Linked DNA regions of Homo sapiens: region 2 is linked to region 1. Evidence: chromatin loops called from intact Hi-C (ENCODE). Cell type or tissue: CD4-positive, alpha-beta T cell. All regions are shown on one strand.

What was found. Hi-C counts contacts between places; a loop is a spot of excess contacts. Peaks named below come from ENCODE experiments on the same cell type or tissue, not always from the same donor. Only the 100,000 strongest peaks of a DNase experiment are listed, where the experiment ranks them.
Region 2: it touches region 1 in a loop (1.9-fold over the local background); 3 of 110 quality-filtered maps call a loop at or near these places.

The regions. Positions count from the first base shown.
Region 1 is chr20:5,710,376-5,718,375 of GRCh38, reverse strand. No RefSeq gene overlaps it. Among named protein-coding and RNA genes, the nearest start is that of SHLD1, 36 kb to the left of the region's middle. RefSeq lists a silencer at 3,499-3,793. In CD4-positive, alpha-beta T cell, no CTCF peak of the experiment used is centred here; DNase peaks (open chromatin) are centred at 3,605 and 4,195; H3K27ac peaks cover 2,977 bases.
Region 2 is chr20:5,832,112-5,840,111 of GRCh38, reverse strand. The region is part of intron 2 of SHLD1 (shieldin complex subunit 1); the gene reads right to left. Among named protein-coding and RNA genes, the nearest start is that of CHGB, 75 kb to the left of the region's middle. In CD4-positive, alpha-beta T cell, no CTCF peak of the experiment used is centred here; DNase peaks (open chromatin) are centred at 3,301, 4,021 and 4,461; H3K27ac peaks cover 2,315 bases.

The DNA of each region.
Region 1 (8,000 bases):
TATACACACAACACAGATGAACCTCACTAGCATGGTGAGTGGAAAAAGATAGGCACAAAATGATACACTGGCGGGGCACGGTGGCTCACGCCCGCACTCCTAGCATTTTGGGAGGCCGAGGTGGTCAGATTGCCTGAGCTCAGAGGTTCGAGACCAGTCTGGGCAATATTGTGAAACCCCATTCCTACTAAAAATACAAAAAATTATCCAGACATAGTGGTGCATGCCTGTAGTCCCAGCTACTTAGGAGGCTGAGGCACAAGAACCCGGGAGGCAGAGTTTGTAGTGACCAGAGATCTTGCCACTGAACTCCAGCCTGGACAACAGAACAAGACTCTGTCTCAAAAAATAAAAATAAAAAAAAAGAATAAGAAAACTAAAATGTTAGGCCAGGTGCGGTGGTTCACGCCTGTAATCTCAGCACTTTGCGGGGCCAAGGTGGGTGGATCACGAGGTCAGGAGATCAAGACCACCCTGGCTAACATGGTGAAACCCCGTCTCTACTAAAAATACAAAAAATTAGCTGGGCGTGGTGGCGGGCACCTGTAATCCCAGCTACTCAGGAGGCTGAGCCAGGAGAATGGCGTGAACCTGGGAGGCGGAGCTTGCAGTGAGTCGAGATCGCGCCACTGCACTCCAGCCTGGGTGACAGAGCGAGACTCCGTCTCAAAAAAAAAAAAAAAAAAAAAAAAAGTCAGAACAGATATGGTTGTAATTCTCTAAATCTAACTTTTCAATCACAATTTGTTAGAATGTGTTTCAAAGTTTCAAATTCTGCCTCGTTTCTTCAAGAGTAGATGGATGTTCCACTCATCTATGAGGACCTTCTAGGTTTGGTGGGAGACGGGAGCCCTGCTTTTGCCCCGATGTGCCCGGTGGATATGGTCTTCTTTCCTCTAGACTGGGCTCTTGGTACTTGCCACTGGGTCTGTCTTCCTGTTTCCTGCCTCATTCCCTGTTCAGGGCAGACCAATTTCCAGAGTCTCTTCAATTCCAGTCTCTCCCACGCTGCTGTATGAGCTGGCGTTTGACAGGAACCAATATATAACAATTTCAACCACAGTACTAGGAATATGGGACAACCTGCAGGACTGAATACCTTCTTAGTCTGCTTAGGCTGCTATAACAACATATAATAATCTGGGTAGCTTATAAACTACAGATATTTATTTTTCAAAGCTCCAGAGGCTGTGAAGTCCAAGATCAAGGTGCTGGCAGATTCAGTGTCTGGTGAGGCCCTGATTCATAGATGGCACCTTATAGCTGTGTCCTCACATGGTGGAACAGATGTGCTAACTCTCTGAGATCTCTTTTATAAGAGATCCAGGCTAGGCGCGGTGGCTCACGCCTGTAATCTCAGCACTTTGGGAGACTGAGGCAGGCAGATTTGCTTGAGCTCAGGAGCTTGAGACCAGCCTGGGCAACATGGCAAAACCCTGTCTCGACAAAAAATACAAAAATTAGCTGGGTGTGGTGTGTGTACCTGTAGACCCAGCTACTCAAGAGGCTGAAGCAGGAGGATTGCTTGAGCCCAGGAGGCGGAAGTTGCAGTGAGCTGAGATCACGCCAGTGTGCTCCAGCCTGCTGGGTGGCAGTGTGAGACCCTGTCTGAAAATAAAAATAAAAATAAAAGATCTAATCCTATTCATGAGGGTTCTACTCTCATGATCTACTCACCTCCCAAATGCTCTACTTCCTAATAGCATCATATTGGTGATTCAATTTCAACACGGAAACTGGGAGAGCAGGGAGCAACACAAACATTCAGACCATAGCAGCTCTTGTAGGAATAACTTTAGATTCAAATGACTGGTGATTTGAAACATTTGTCCCATTCTCCCAAAAAAAAAAGACCCTTAGACAAGGACTTGGGTACAGGTCATTTATTTGGAAGGAGATCCCAGGAAGCCCAGTGAGAGGGAAGGGAGGAGACTCACAAAAGGGTAGATTAATAAATAAGTCCCCACTTAGGACAGCCCTAGCTCAATGGGGCCCCTCTGAGAGAATGGGTAGAAGAAGCCTCAGAAACATCACACCAAAAGACTGGAAAGCTGTGGTATTTACATGCAGTTATAAACTGAATGTCTATGTATCCCCCAACTAAATGTATATATTAGGAACCTAAACCCCAGTGAGGATGTATTAATATTTAGAGATTAGACCTTTTGTAATTACAGTTGGCCCTTGAACAACACTGGTTTGAATTACTTGGGTCCCGTTATATGTGGAATGTTTCCAATAAAAATTAACACCATGTGTGCCTCTCCTGCTTCCCCTTCTACCTCCTTCACCTCCGCAACCCCTGAGACAGCAAGACCAATCCCTCCTCTTCCTCCTCCACCTCCTCAGCCTACTCAACACTCAGACAAGAATGAAGACCTTTATGATGATCTGCTTCCACTTAATGAATAGTAAATATACTTTCTCTTCTTTATGGTTTTCTTTATCTAGCTTACTTTATTGTAAGAATACAGTATATAATACATATAACACACACCAACTGTTTATGTTATCTGTAAGGCCATCTATAAGGCTTCTGGTCAACAAACAATGGTCTATTAGTAGTTAGTTTTATTTTTCCATGTCCTAATTCCTTGAGGTAGTTAAGTTTTTGAGGAATCAAAAGTTATATGTGAGTTTTCAACTGTGTGAGGGGTTGATGTCCCTAGCCCCTGTGTTGTTCAAGGGTCAAGCATAAGGTTATCTGAGATCATAAGGGTGGGGCCCTGATCTGATAGGATTAGTGCCCTTATGAGAAAAGACACTGGACAGCTTGCTCTCTCTTCCCATGTGCATGCACTAAGGCCTTCTCACTAAGACCTCCTCACATGGCCTTTCCTGCAAGCCAGGAAGAAAGCCTTCATCAGAAACCAGATCAGCCAGAATCTTGATCTTGGACTTCTAGAATCAAGAACTGTGAGCAAATAAAATTGTGTTGTTTAAGCCACATAGTGTTTAGTATTTTGTTATGGCAGCCTGAGTAGACTAAGACATGCGTCATCTTTCATTATCACTGGTTGAAGATTTCCCTTGAGGGTGCTGCAGGTGGCTTGAGGTGGGGAGCCTTGTCAGCACATACAGAACCTTCCTCCCTGGCTGCAGGTGAACTGGGAGTGGAGCCAATGGCACATGGAAAGGCCACACTGAGTGTGCTGTCCCATTGTTTCTAATCTTCGACTTACAGATGCTGCCACATTGACTATTCTATCCATGTGCTTGTTTTGCACACGTTGCGCTATAAATTAGGGATAAAGTTGCTCCATCAAACGGTATGGATGCCCAAATTGTTCTCCTAAAGAGATTATGTCCATTTACATTCCACCAACAATATCTGTTTTTCCACGCCCTTTCTGATACAGTTTATCAGTCATTTTGATCTTGCCAGCCTCTTAGGTAGAACAGTGTGTCATTGTGGTTTTCACAGGTAAATGTCTTCTAACTCAGTGTAACAGAGTGTGAGGCAAAGGAGGGGGAAGAAAGCTTCCCTGCTTCTTTGGCAACCTCAGCTCATACATGAATTCTTCACTGAGGACACGGATACACCAGCAACCTCAAAGGTTATAGTGTCTTTGTCCTGGTTAGGGCAGGAAGCAACTCCCCTTCAGTATATTGTCTGACTTCCCTGGTAACCATGGTAACAATGTCAGTGTCAACAAAGTCAGCAGAAGTAGCTTCACAAGCATCAAAGAACTTAGAACAGACTAAAGCCCAGGAAACTACAGTGGGAGTGGGGGCAGGGGTGGTGTAAGGGTACATACTGCATGGTAGTAGCTATGTTTGTGAGCTCACCTAAGTTACTCCTGTTCATTTCCAGAAGAGGTAGATTCAGAGACAGAGAAAAGCCACATGTGCTGTTATAGAGTTCCTGTAATTTTATCTCCGAATTCGTTCTACAGCTATTTTACTAAGCTTCATCATAGACATATATTGCTGTACAAGGGAGAAGGACTCTAATATTCAAGCAGTTGAAAAACATTATTTGCTGTCAACTCCACTATTCCTATAGATGAACTAGAAATGGGATGACTGTGTAGAGCACTCAAGGTCAAAAGGAAGGTTGCAGGGAATTTATGGGAAAATCTGGGAAACACAGATCTAAGGACATGTAGGCAAAGGGCTGTAAATGGATAGGACTGTATAGTGAGAGTTCTGGCCAGGCACAGTGGCTCACACCTGTAATCTCAGTACCTTGGGAGGCTGAGGTGGGAGGATCTCTTGCGGCCAAAGAACTCGAGACCAGCCTGGGCAATATAGTAAGACCCATCTATACAAAAAATAAAAAAGTTAGCTGGGCATGTGGTATGTGCCTGTAGTTCCAGCTACTCAGGAGCTGAGGTGGGAAGATGACTTGAGGCTGGGAAGTTGAGGCTGCAGGGAGCCATAATCACATCACTGCACTCCAACCTCGGGGCAGAGCAAGACCCTGCCTCAAAAAAAAAAAAAAAAAAAAAAAAAAAAAAAAAAAAAGAAAAAGAAAAAGAAAAAAAGAAAGAAAAAGAAATTTCCCGGGTAAAAGTTTAAATGCCTATTCTTTCATTTTTAAAAAACATTTTACTTTTTCTTTTGAGTCTCACTCTGTCACCCAGACTGGAGTGCAGTGGCCTGATCGTGTCTCACTGCAACCTCTGCCTCCTAGGTTCAAATGATTCTTGTGCCTCAGCCTCCCAAGTGGCTGGTATTACAGGTGTGTGCCACCACTCCCGGCTAATTTTGTTGTTGTTGTTGTCATTTCTTGTAGAGATGAGGTTTTGCTATATTGTCCAGGCTGGTGTCAAATTACTGGACTCAAGTGATCCATTCACCTTGGCCTCCCAAAGTGCTGGGATTACAGGCATGAGCCACTGCACCCAGCTGATTGTGTGGTTTAAAAACATAAATTATTTTATCAGACAATAATTCTGAGGGAGACTCCATTCTAGAGGCTGGAAAGTCCAAGATCAAGGTTCTGCTAGGGTTTCTAATGAGGCTGCAAATAGCCACCTTCTCTCTGCATGGCAGAGAGAGAGAAAGTGAGCTTTCTGGTGTCTCTGCTTTAAGTGCATGAATCCTATCAGAACAGGTACCCACCCTTATAACTGAAGTTAATCTTAATTACCTCCTTATATAGGACCTGTCTCCAAACACAGTCATATTGTGGGTTAGGGCTTCAACATATGAATATAGGGGTGCACAATTCAGTCCATAGCAGATGGAATAAACATATTTGATACAACTGAAAGGATAATTCATAAAGTAGAAGATAGGTCAGAAGAAACTATCCAGGATATAGCGCGGAAAGACAAAAAGACATAAAGCACACAAGACTTGAGAGGAGATCTAGAGGATAATGGAAGAAGGTCTAGTATATATTTAACCCGAGTCTTAGAAGAAGAAAAGACAAAGAATGAGGCAGAAGCAACATTTGAAAAAATATATACCTAAGAATTCTTGGAACTAATGAAGGACATCAACCCACAGATTCATGAAGCCTAACAAATCCCAAAGAGTATAAATTTTTTTAAATTAACGCCTAGATATGTTATGAAGACACTTCAGAAACCAAAGAGAACAATTTTAAAGTATTCACAGGAAAAAGAGATTCCTTTCAAAAGACTTATTTACAGGAGCTAGAAGAGAATGGAATTATATCTTCAGTTGGCTGAAAGAAAATAACTGCCAATGTAGAATCCTACTGACGACAAAAGTATCCTTCCAGAACAAAGGCAATTACAAGTACAAGTTGGGGGTAAAAGGCAACATAAAAACATTTTAGACAAACTGAACAAGAAGACTTCAACCACCAGCAAACATGCATTAAAGGAAAATCTAACAGGCATTATTTCGGGAGAATGAAAATGATCCAAAATGAAAATCAGAGGTGCAAGAAGGAATAAAGAGCAAATAATTGCTATATATGTGAGTAATTTTAAATAAGCATTCAGTATACAAAACAAAAATAGGCGGGGTGCAGTGGCTCATGCCTGTAATCCCAGAACTTTCGGATGCCAAGGCAGAAGGATCACTTGAGGTCAGGAGTTCAAGACCAGATTGGCCAACATGGTGAAACTCCGTCTTTACTAAAAATACAAAAATTAGCTGGGCATGGTGGCACGTACCTATAATTCCAGCTATCTGGGAGTCTGAGGCACAAGAATTGCTGGAACCCGGGAGGCAGAGGTTGCAATGAGCCCAGAACGCACTGTTGCACTCCAGCCTGGGCAAGAGAGTGAAACTCCATCTCAAACAAACAAAAACAAAATAATAATGTCACATGGAATCTTAACAGAATTAAAATATAAAGGGAGACAATTGTTTCAATGTCATGATGAAGATTAGAGGTTAGAGGATTTCAGATTTACAACAACAAAGTTATTTTATGCATGCATGTATGTATGTATATATGTATGTATGTATTTTTTGAGATGGAGTCTCACTCTGTCGCCCAGGCTGGAGTGTAGTGGCGTGATCTTAGCTTACTGCAACCTCTGCCTCTCAGGTTCAAGTGATTCTCCTGCCTCAGCCTACCAAGTAGCTGGGATTACAGGTGCGTGCCACCATGCCCAGCTAATTTTTGTATTTTTAGTAGAGACAGGGTTTCACCATGTTGGCCAGGATGGTCTCGATCTCCTGACCTCGTGATCCACCCACCTCGGACTCCCAAAGTGCTGGGATTACAGGTGTGAGCCACTGTGCGCGGCCATGTAATTTTTTATTTTTTTTTTGAGATGGAGTCTTGCTCTGTCGCCCAGGCTGGAGTGCCATGGCACGATCTCGGCTCACTGCAAGCTCCGCCTCCTGGGTTCATGCCATGCAATTTTTTAGAGATGAGGTCTTAGTAGGTATGTTGCCCAGCCTGGTCTTGAACTCCTGGGCTCAAACCATCCTCCTGCCTTGGCCTCCCAAATTGCTGGGATTACAGGTGTAAGCCACCACGCCCGGCATTCTTCTTCTTTTCTAAGAGTAGAAGTGTTTTTGTAGCTGTAAGGGTAGAATACCTAAAAATCAAGGAGAAAATTCAATGTTTGATTACATTAAGCATATTTCTAGAAGTATGGGACATGTCTTTAACTTGTTTCAACTTTTAATATCCATTATGAGTAAATTAGGGGATAAAAGACACGTAAGACTAATAAAAATAAATTCAGATCAGAATGAGAGAAGACCTGGAAGACAGTGTGAGAAGGTCTAGTATATATTTAACACAAGTCTTGGAAGAAGAAAAGATAAAGAGTGAGACCCTGTTCACAACCATCAATAATAAACAAAAGAATAAAACACCAATTAAGCAGCCCACCCCAACAGACAAAGTAATTTGACTGTGGATACCCTTGGTGAGCTCACACTCCCTTCTTTTGTCTAGGTACCAATTCTTCACTAAGTTTACATTGCAATTCATCTCCCCTATCTAATTAATGAGATTATATTCAATTTCTGTTCAGAAATTGTCTTATGTAAGAGTCAGTGTTTGGTGACACAAAAAAGTAGTAAAGAATCAAGGAACATCCAGGGTCTTTGGAAACTGCTGGCACATCAGATATCAGTGGCATTTCTGAGCCTGCTACCTGCTTATTCCTGGAAGTCTCTGCAGGGTTGCCGACCAGAGGTATCATTTTCTCTCTGACCTCCTGTCTCTCCTGAAGCTTTTGTTCCATGTTGATCACATTACTGGGGTGTTCTATTTTAAGGCTAACCTTAAATGACTTGAATTCTTTTGCAAAAGCAGAGTTGAACAATTGGTTTCCTTCCAGCAGGCCTTCTGATTTATCTGTTCCATCAATGGAGTGGACTGTCAAAAGGATGACCACAGCGTATGGTGGGAAAGTGGACAAGACCCCTCCGTTTTCAGGACAGGCAGCTATGTCCCAGCTTGTGCACAGCAAATCCTTGTGCCCCCAAAATCTGCACCTAGAGTAGTTTAACTTTTTATTATTTTTATTATTATTATTATTATTATTATTATTATTATTATTATTATTAGAGATGGGGGGTCTCACTATACTGCCCAGGCAGGTCTCGAACTC
Region 2 (8,000 bases), 120 kb before region 1:
GGGGATGAAGTCTCTAGTCATACATACTTTTGCTCATAAATAGCAACTTCTAATTTACTGTACTCAATTATCCTGCTATTACCTCTAGGAATTAAAAGTCTCACAGTTTCTCATCTTCAAAATGCAAACAGATGTCATTAATTTACTTGAGCATTTTATTCTGGTCTAGAAAGTGTTCTCAAGTATTGTGGGGGCGCAGGGACAACCTGAAAAAGGTTCTTCCACCAAACAGTGACTGGAGACATCCATTCCCAGGCTTCGATAACCACCTCCAACTGCCAGCTCCTCACATTAGTTCCATGGCACAAATGAAAAGAATACTTAAAAGCATCCTGAAGTTATTTTAGGAGTTTCTAATGGAACATCTTACTAATCCTACATCAACAAAGTTTGGGAAGCTATGTTGGATGCAACAGAATGACAGTTATTTAGCCTCTGCTTTGGAAAGCTGACCATTCTATAAGCTTTTATGGTCTAGGGAGCTTGAGACTAAAGCTTGCAGTGTATTTTCTGTTATCTGAACATGTACTTCCACACATCTGTGGTATACTTTGGTCTGCTTTTCTGTCTATCTGTCTATCTATCATCTATCTATCTATCTATCTATCTATCTATCTATCTATCTTTCTATCTAATTTATCCATTCATCCATCTCTTCATTTACCCATTCATCTCTCTATGACCCAGATATAAGAATAAAAACATTAAACTGTATCCAAAATAAATATATCAATATGTATAGGCTAAAGCTGGAGAGAAGTGAGAAGGGTCAGTTTCAAATCACAGGATAGAAATGTTGAATATTCCCCACAAAGGAGAATGTGTCAGCTATTTTTTAAAAGATTATAATTTTGAGCAGAAATCCTTCTAGGGGCAAAGAAAAGAGAAAATATTTCATTTGACATGACAAGTTGTAAAATGCAAATCTGCCAGTTTTGGAAGGGTAAATATTTGCTGAAGATTAAGTACATGACAAAGGTACGTCATTAAATCTAAAGAAATTAAAGAGCTCAATTTAATATCACATGCATCTACTCCATTTCTAATAAGCATACAACCTCAACTAGCATGAGCCACAGTCCAATCTATCTCCATGGTGTAGGAGGAAATGATAGATATCTTCAGCATGACTTCCAGCAAGGTGAGTCTGAGTTAATTACTCCAGGAGCAAGTTAAAATGGGTTTAGTTAAACACATGAGCCTGACAAGGACATCAGCCACATGCTGGACAAAATTTAATATTAATCAAATGCACATCAAACTATCAGTGACATGTACACAGAAGCAGGGCTGCTTAAAATTTATCTTTTATTTTTAATTCTTTATTTATTTTTGAGACAGAGTCTCGCTCCGTCACCCAGGCTGGAGTGCAGTGGCGCCGTCTCAGCTCACTGCAACCTCTGCCTCGCTGCAACGTCCACCTCACAGACTCAAACAATTCTCCTGCCTCAGCCTCCCGAGTAGCTGGGATTACAGGCACCTGCCACCATGCCTGGCTAATTTTTGTAGTTTTAGTAGAGATGGGGTTTTGCCATGTTGGTCAGGCTGGTCTTGAACTCCTGACCTCAGGTGATCTGCCTGCCTTGGCCTCCCAAAGTGTTGGGATTACAGGCATGAGCCACTGCACCCTGCCAAAATTTATCTTTTAATTCATAACTAATTTTTATTTTTATCTACATAATATATACTCATAGCTTTTAAAAGTCAGATGAGACTAAAAGTCTTACAATGAAAAAGAAGTTTTCTATTCCTTCCATTCTCCTTTCCATTTCCCATAATCTACCACTCCAACTTACTATTCCTTTTGGCTTTTAAAATCTTTATATGTCTAATTAATATGCTCATATATGATAATGTATCAGTTTTAGACATTATGTGTTGACATCCTATTACAGCAGGTAAGCATATAAGTCTCAGGCACACACATGCACACAAACTCATATATGCACAGATACACAGGTGCTTCCCTTGCCCCATTCTCTAAATATGCTCATATCCAATTTTTATTAGAGCAATATTCAGTGTTTATACTATCATAACTATACAAAGATTGATCGCTACTAAATGTACTACGTTTCATTTACTGTACAATGTTATTGCTTCTGTGGTAAATAGGTATTTTTTTTCCGTCTTTGCCTGCTTTGTTTTGTAACTACAGCTGATCCTTGAACAAGGTAGGTTTGAACTGTGCAGGTCCACTTATATGAGAATTCTTTTCAATAAACATATTGGAAAATGTTTTGGAGATTTGCAACAATTTGAAAAAACTTGCAGACAAATTGCGTAGCCTAAAAATATCAAAAAAATAAGAAAAATTAGGTATGTCATGAATGTGTAAAACATATGTAGATACTAATCTATTTATGTTGTTAATCCACTGTTCATATGATCTGTAAGGCTTCTGGTCAACAGCAGGCTGTTAGTAGTTAAAGTTTTGGGGAGTCAGTGCAGCCATAAAAAGGAACGAGATCATGTCCTTTGCAGGGACATGGATAGAACTGGAAGCCATTATCCTCAGCAAACTAATGCAGGAACAGAAAACCAAACACCGCATGTTCTCACTTATAAGTGGGAGCTGAATGATGAGAACACATGGGCACATGGAGGGGAACAACACACAGCGGGGCCTGTTGGAGGTGGGGGGTGTGTGGGGGGAGGGAGAGCATCAGGAAGAACAGCTAATGGACGCTGGGCTTAACACCTAGGTGATGGGATGATGTGTGCAGCAAACCACCATGGCACACATTTACCTATGTAACAAACTTGCACATCCTGCACAGGTAACCCTGAGCTTACAATAAAAGCGGAAGAAAAAAAAGGTTTTGGAGAGTCAAAAATTATTGCAGGTGGTGGGCGGAGGGGAGGCCAATACTCCTAACCCCTCTGTTGTTCAAGAGTCAACTGTATCCTAATTTTACCCATACCCTCCAATAGCCTCTCAATACAAATTTCCACATGTAGCCTGTTGCGATAGCTCCTCAGGACCCCAGCCCTCCCGGAGAATCTTCTGTCCTATTGCTCCAGTTGGCCTGGCTGCCCTCCAGGCTTGCTCCATAGCTGCTGACCTGGGCCCCACTCAGTTCCACTCCTATATTTCTTGTATGATTTCTAGGATGCCTTCCTCTGCCCCATTGCCCCATTTTCCATTTTTTTGTTTGTTTTGTTTTGTTGCAGATTTCTCCTGCTCCATCCTTGTCTCTGTTTCTTTTAAGTTCTTTATTTATCAGTCTTGGTCTCTATATTTTGTAATAGGGGATTTCCTCAAATAGCTGGTGATTTTTGGCTGTGAGTTCAAATCTAAGGGTGAGGCATTAAAATGCTCATTGGAAGCTCTTGCTATGGGTAGGGCTTATGGTCTGGGGAGTTTCATATAGGATGACTGAACTGTTTTTCCAGAGAGGGATCCTCCCACGTCCTGACTGGCCAGTGACAAGTAAGGATGGTGTTTTAGACAGGAAGGTCCAGGAGGAGAAGGTGGCATTGAATCAGAGACATAAATGCAAGGAGGGAGCGGGCAATGCGAATATCCGGGGTAGGCAGATTCCAGGCAGAGGAAATGGCAAAGGCCATGAGATGGGAACAGCTTTGCAAGGATGAGAGGCCACTGTGGCTAGAGCCATGGGAGCAAGGGGGAGTGCAGGAAGGAGGACATGCACTTCTGGTATATGGAAACAACTTTCACACAGACCTGGTCAGGGACATTAAAAAGCCAAATATTAAAATATTCCATGATATTGTGTAAAAATGAATTGGAATCATTTTTTACAGTATTTGACATCAGACATGGAAAATCACTACTGATTTGCCTTTGTTTGGTTAATCAGGCAGGCTAACAGTTTTGTGCAATTATCTACTCTGTTCAACACTGAAGATTCTGAAAAATAAAAAATTGGTATCTCGTAAACATTTACACTAGAGACTCTCTGAATAAGATATAAATCTGTACACATGTCTCAGCTCAACCAAAGGAAGCAGCTCATGTTGTTGAAAAAAATCAAAAGCTTAAAAAAAAAAAACAACCAGTTGTCAAGGCAACGAGAAAAAAAAATAGACAGAAAATAGTTTCTATCTCAACCACTGTTACATAGTGAAGCTGAATAACTCCTGGTCCTGCTTTGGAAGTTTTATTTAACCTCCGATCGGTCATGTTAGTAGATTGAGGCATGAATGGAGAATCCAGGGGCAAGTTGCTAGCATAAAGCCCCTTAGGAAAAATGTGAGCTCTATGGTTTACAGGTGAAGGCAGGAGAATGATTTTCTTTCTCTAACAATTTTTCTGCAACTTTTCCTGTATAACACAATTTTGCAGAGAATTTCCATTTATCAGCTAGATACCAAATGGTTATTGAGAGACCAGAAGGTCAAATAACTTGTTGGAGGATTTCCAGATCCTTCTCTTTGAATTTCTGTAATTTCAGAGAGTGACTCAGAGTTGACTTTAAAGGCCATCTGTGCTCCTCCACCAGCCCCCACTGCTGAAAGCCCTGGCACTCACATGCTGCCAAACACATTCTCAACTCTCTGCTTCCCAGTTTTCTTCACCTGGTGCTCCCTGGGGACGCTGTGCCCATCCCCTCCCCTAGGAAGCCTTCCCCAGTTCCCCAGGTAGAGCTGGCCAGCCCCCACCACAGCTTCTGCAGTGCTCAGTAGATGGTACTTGGCAGGTCTTACCTCCCATTGAATATCTGTGTTTGTTTTCTTATGGCACGGGGACTTCCCAGAGGCAGGGACCCTGTTCTAGCTATGGTCTCCTGGCACAGTGTGATGGTAGATATTTTTTAGTGAATGAGAATGAATGAATTAGTGTATAGCCCTAGCTTTGAATGTGAAAGAACAATCCCAAATCACCATCAACACAACTAGCGGGAAGAATCTGGAAAGCTAGATAGTACAAAGGGGAGGCAAATGTGTCTGTTCCCAGCTCAACCCCTAGCCAGCAGTGTAGAGGTAGACTTCTCTTATTTCCCAAACTGTGTCTGCAGAATACCACCTATGTTCTCAGGGATGGTTGTGGGGCTTCCATGAAAAAAAAGGACTCCATTTTCTAATAAGTTTGAGAAGGGTAGCCTGCTATCATCTGAATGTGTTCCCCTATTCATATGTTGAAATCCTAACCTCCAAGGTGATAGTATTAAGACATAGGGCCATTGGGAGATGATTAGGTCATGAAGGAGGAGTCCTCATGAATGGAACTCATAAAGGAGACCCCAGAAAGCCCCCCTGCCCCTTCCACCATGTAAAGGCACAACTAGAAGGTGCCCTCTGTGAACCAGGAAGTGGTCTTCACCAGATGCTGAATCTGTTAGCACCTTGATCTTGGACTTCCCAGCCTCTAGAACTGTAAGAAATAATATTCTATTGCTTATAAGCCACATAATCTACAGTATTTTGTTATAGAAGCCCAAATAGACTAAGACACAGGGTGAAAAACATCAAACAGATCTTTACCAAAGACCTTTGCACAACAGTATCTAGCCCACAGAACTGTAAGAGGATGGGATGAGGCAATCCAGGCAAAGTGCTACTAAGCTTGATTAATACTAACTACTGTTTTCATTACCATTACTCTTCTCAAACATCTGTACTTCTGTAGATTGTTTTTTCACATTGAGGACAAGTACTTTTAATTAAAAAAACAAAAAAAGAATGCTACTTGACTCAGCTCATTGGTCAAATTAGAATGTAACCCAGCTGGATGAGTTTGTAGCATTTTTTGCCTATATTATTATATAAATAATCTCTTTCCTAAGTTCTTCTGCATAAAAGTCACACATGCTAATTTCTCTATTCAAAAAAATTAACTTGGAAAAGTTATATTTGAAGAGAAGGACTCACAGGATAGGAGAACCCACTCCTGAAGGCAGGAAGACTCTTCCATAAACCTTTCTCCTGGAGGCAGGGAGCTCTTTTCCCTGCTAAGTCCTGACACCCTCCCGGCCTCCAGGAGAAGGCTCAGACAGGAATGGTAGCTCCCGATCTGCTTTCCCCAAAATTGAGCACTGTTCACTGAAAATCAGCAGAACATAAATATCACATCTACAAAGTAGGCAGATATCTGGATCCTAAGGGTCACAAAGCTGAAGGGAATCAAATGTAAATACCACTTGAAGTTTCACCTCCTCAATGCCAATGACAGAAGTATTATCTGAGATGAATGGGGTTCCAGAAGAGAGGGCTATAGGACCACTTTAGGTAACTGAATGTAGGCTAAGCGTTAGAGCAAATGGAAATGACAAAGATGTGAATCTAAATTATGTTTCTTTTCTCTTTTCTGGACAACTATTCCGCCCCTCACCTGCCCCCTCTCTCTTTCTCTCTCTTTTTCTCCCTATCTCTGTCTAGACATGAATCCAAATTATGTTTCTTTTCTCTTTTCCAGAAAACTATTTTCTCTCTCTCTGTGTTTCTCCCTGTCTCTGTCTCTCTCTCTCTGTCTCTCCCTGTCTCTGTCTCTCTCTCTCTCTGTTTCTCCCTGTCTCTGTCTCTCTCTCTCTCTTCCTACAGGCAGCAGGACACTCAGTTAGATGGACTCTGTTCAGGACAGACAGTAATTTATAGCAACATAATCAAGCAGAGGCCTAGAGAGATAATGCAAATGTCACATTGCCCTCAACCAGGGCAGAGCGGAACAAACAAAACAATGTACCCATTAAGGTCTTTTAAAGGTCAGGAGAAACAGTCTGTCAGGGTTGCAGGAGTGATTTTTCTTCTTACCAATGGACAACCTCATTTAAATGAGTATTATTTCAACATTTCGGAAGTCCGAAATAATCTGTACACCAAACCCGAGTTGTGAGTTTACCTATATAATAAACCTGCACGTGTACCCCTCAACCTAAAATAAAAGTTAAGATATTAAAAAACAAATAAATATTTCAGGAGTCTAAAGCAAAACTGGGGACAAGCTCAGAGGAGTCTCGTGGAAAAAAAGTCAAAAAGGAGAGAAGCCGAGGAGTCTATTTTAGGACTGTTTTAGGAGTCTATTTTTAGGAGGAAAGAGCAAGAGTACTAGCACTGTATGGTGTATGCACCAGGAGCACAGCAGCCCAGGAGCTCCAGGTCAGGAGAAGGAGGACACGTCAGCCATGCAACACTGGCCAGTCACCGCATGGTTCCAGAAATGTAAGCAACAGCACAGCCTTGCACAACTGCTCAGATACCCTCTACCTGGAAAAGCAAATCTTCTGTTATAATTCTCAGGAGAGGACCAGGATTAATGGGATTTTAAGGTCTAAAATATGTTGGATACCTGCTTTTTTCCCCATTTATTTATTTATTTATTTATTTATTTATTTATTTATTTATTTATTTATTATTTTGATTTCCAGCTTTTAAGTTCAGGGGTACACATGCAGGCTGAGCAGGTTTGTATGATCCCTGCTTTCAGGATGAGACTGAGGATGATTATATTAGTAGACTGCATGGTTTTACCCCGGAAGAATACTTTTTTTTCGTGATTTGGAGCATAATGTATATACTAGCCAAACTAATCTTAAAAATTTAAGCCGTAGCTGGGTGTGATGACACATGCCTATAGTCCCAGCTATTCAGGAGACTGAGGCAGGTGGATCACTTGAGCCCAGGAGTTTGAGACCAACCCAGGCAACATAGCAAGATCCTGTCTCTAAAAAAGAAAATTAAATAAATAAAATTTAAGTGGTGAATAAGAGGAGCTGAGTTACAAATTATGGCTTACTATTTTCCAGCAAGACGTGAAAGCCCCGATCTTAATCCAAGTTACACCTTTGTATTTGGAGTAAAGAAAATCAAAGTGGCAACACGTGCAGTTCCACTCTGCCCGAGGAGCTTTTAACAATGTGGAGAAGTCTGTCTCCTGGATTCACTTCCATTATTCTCTAGAAATGAAGAGAGGCCCAGCGCAGAGGCTCATGCTTGTAATCCCAGCACTTTGGGAAGCCAAGGTGGGCAGATCACTTGAGGCCAGGAGTTTGAGACCAGCCTGGCCAACATGGTGAAACCCCATCGCTATTGAAAATACA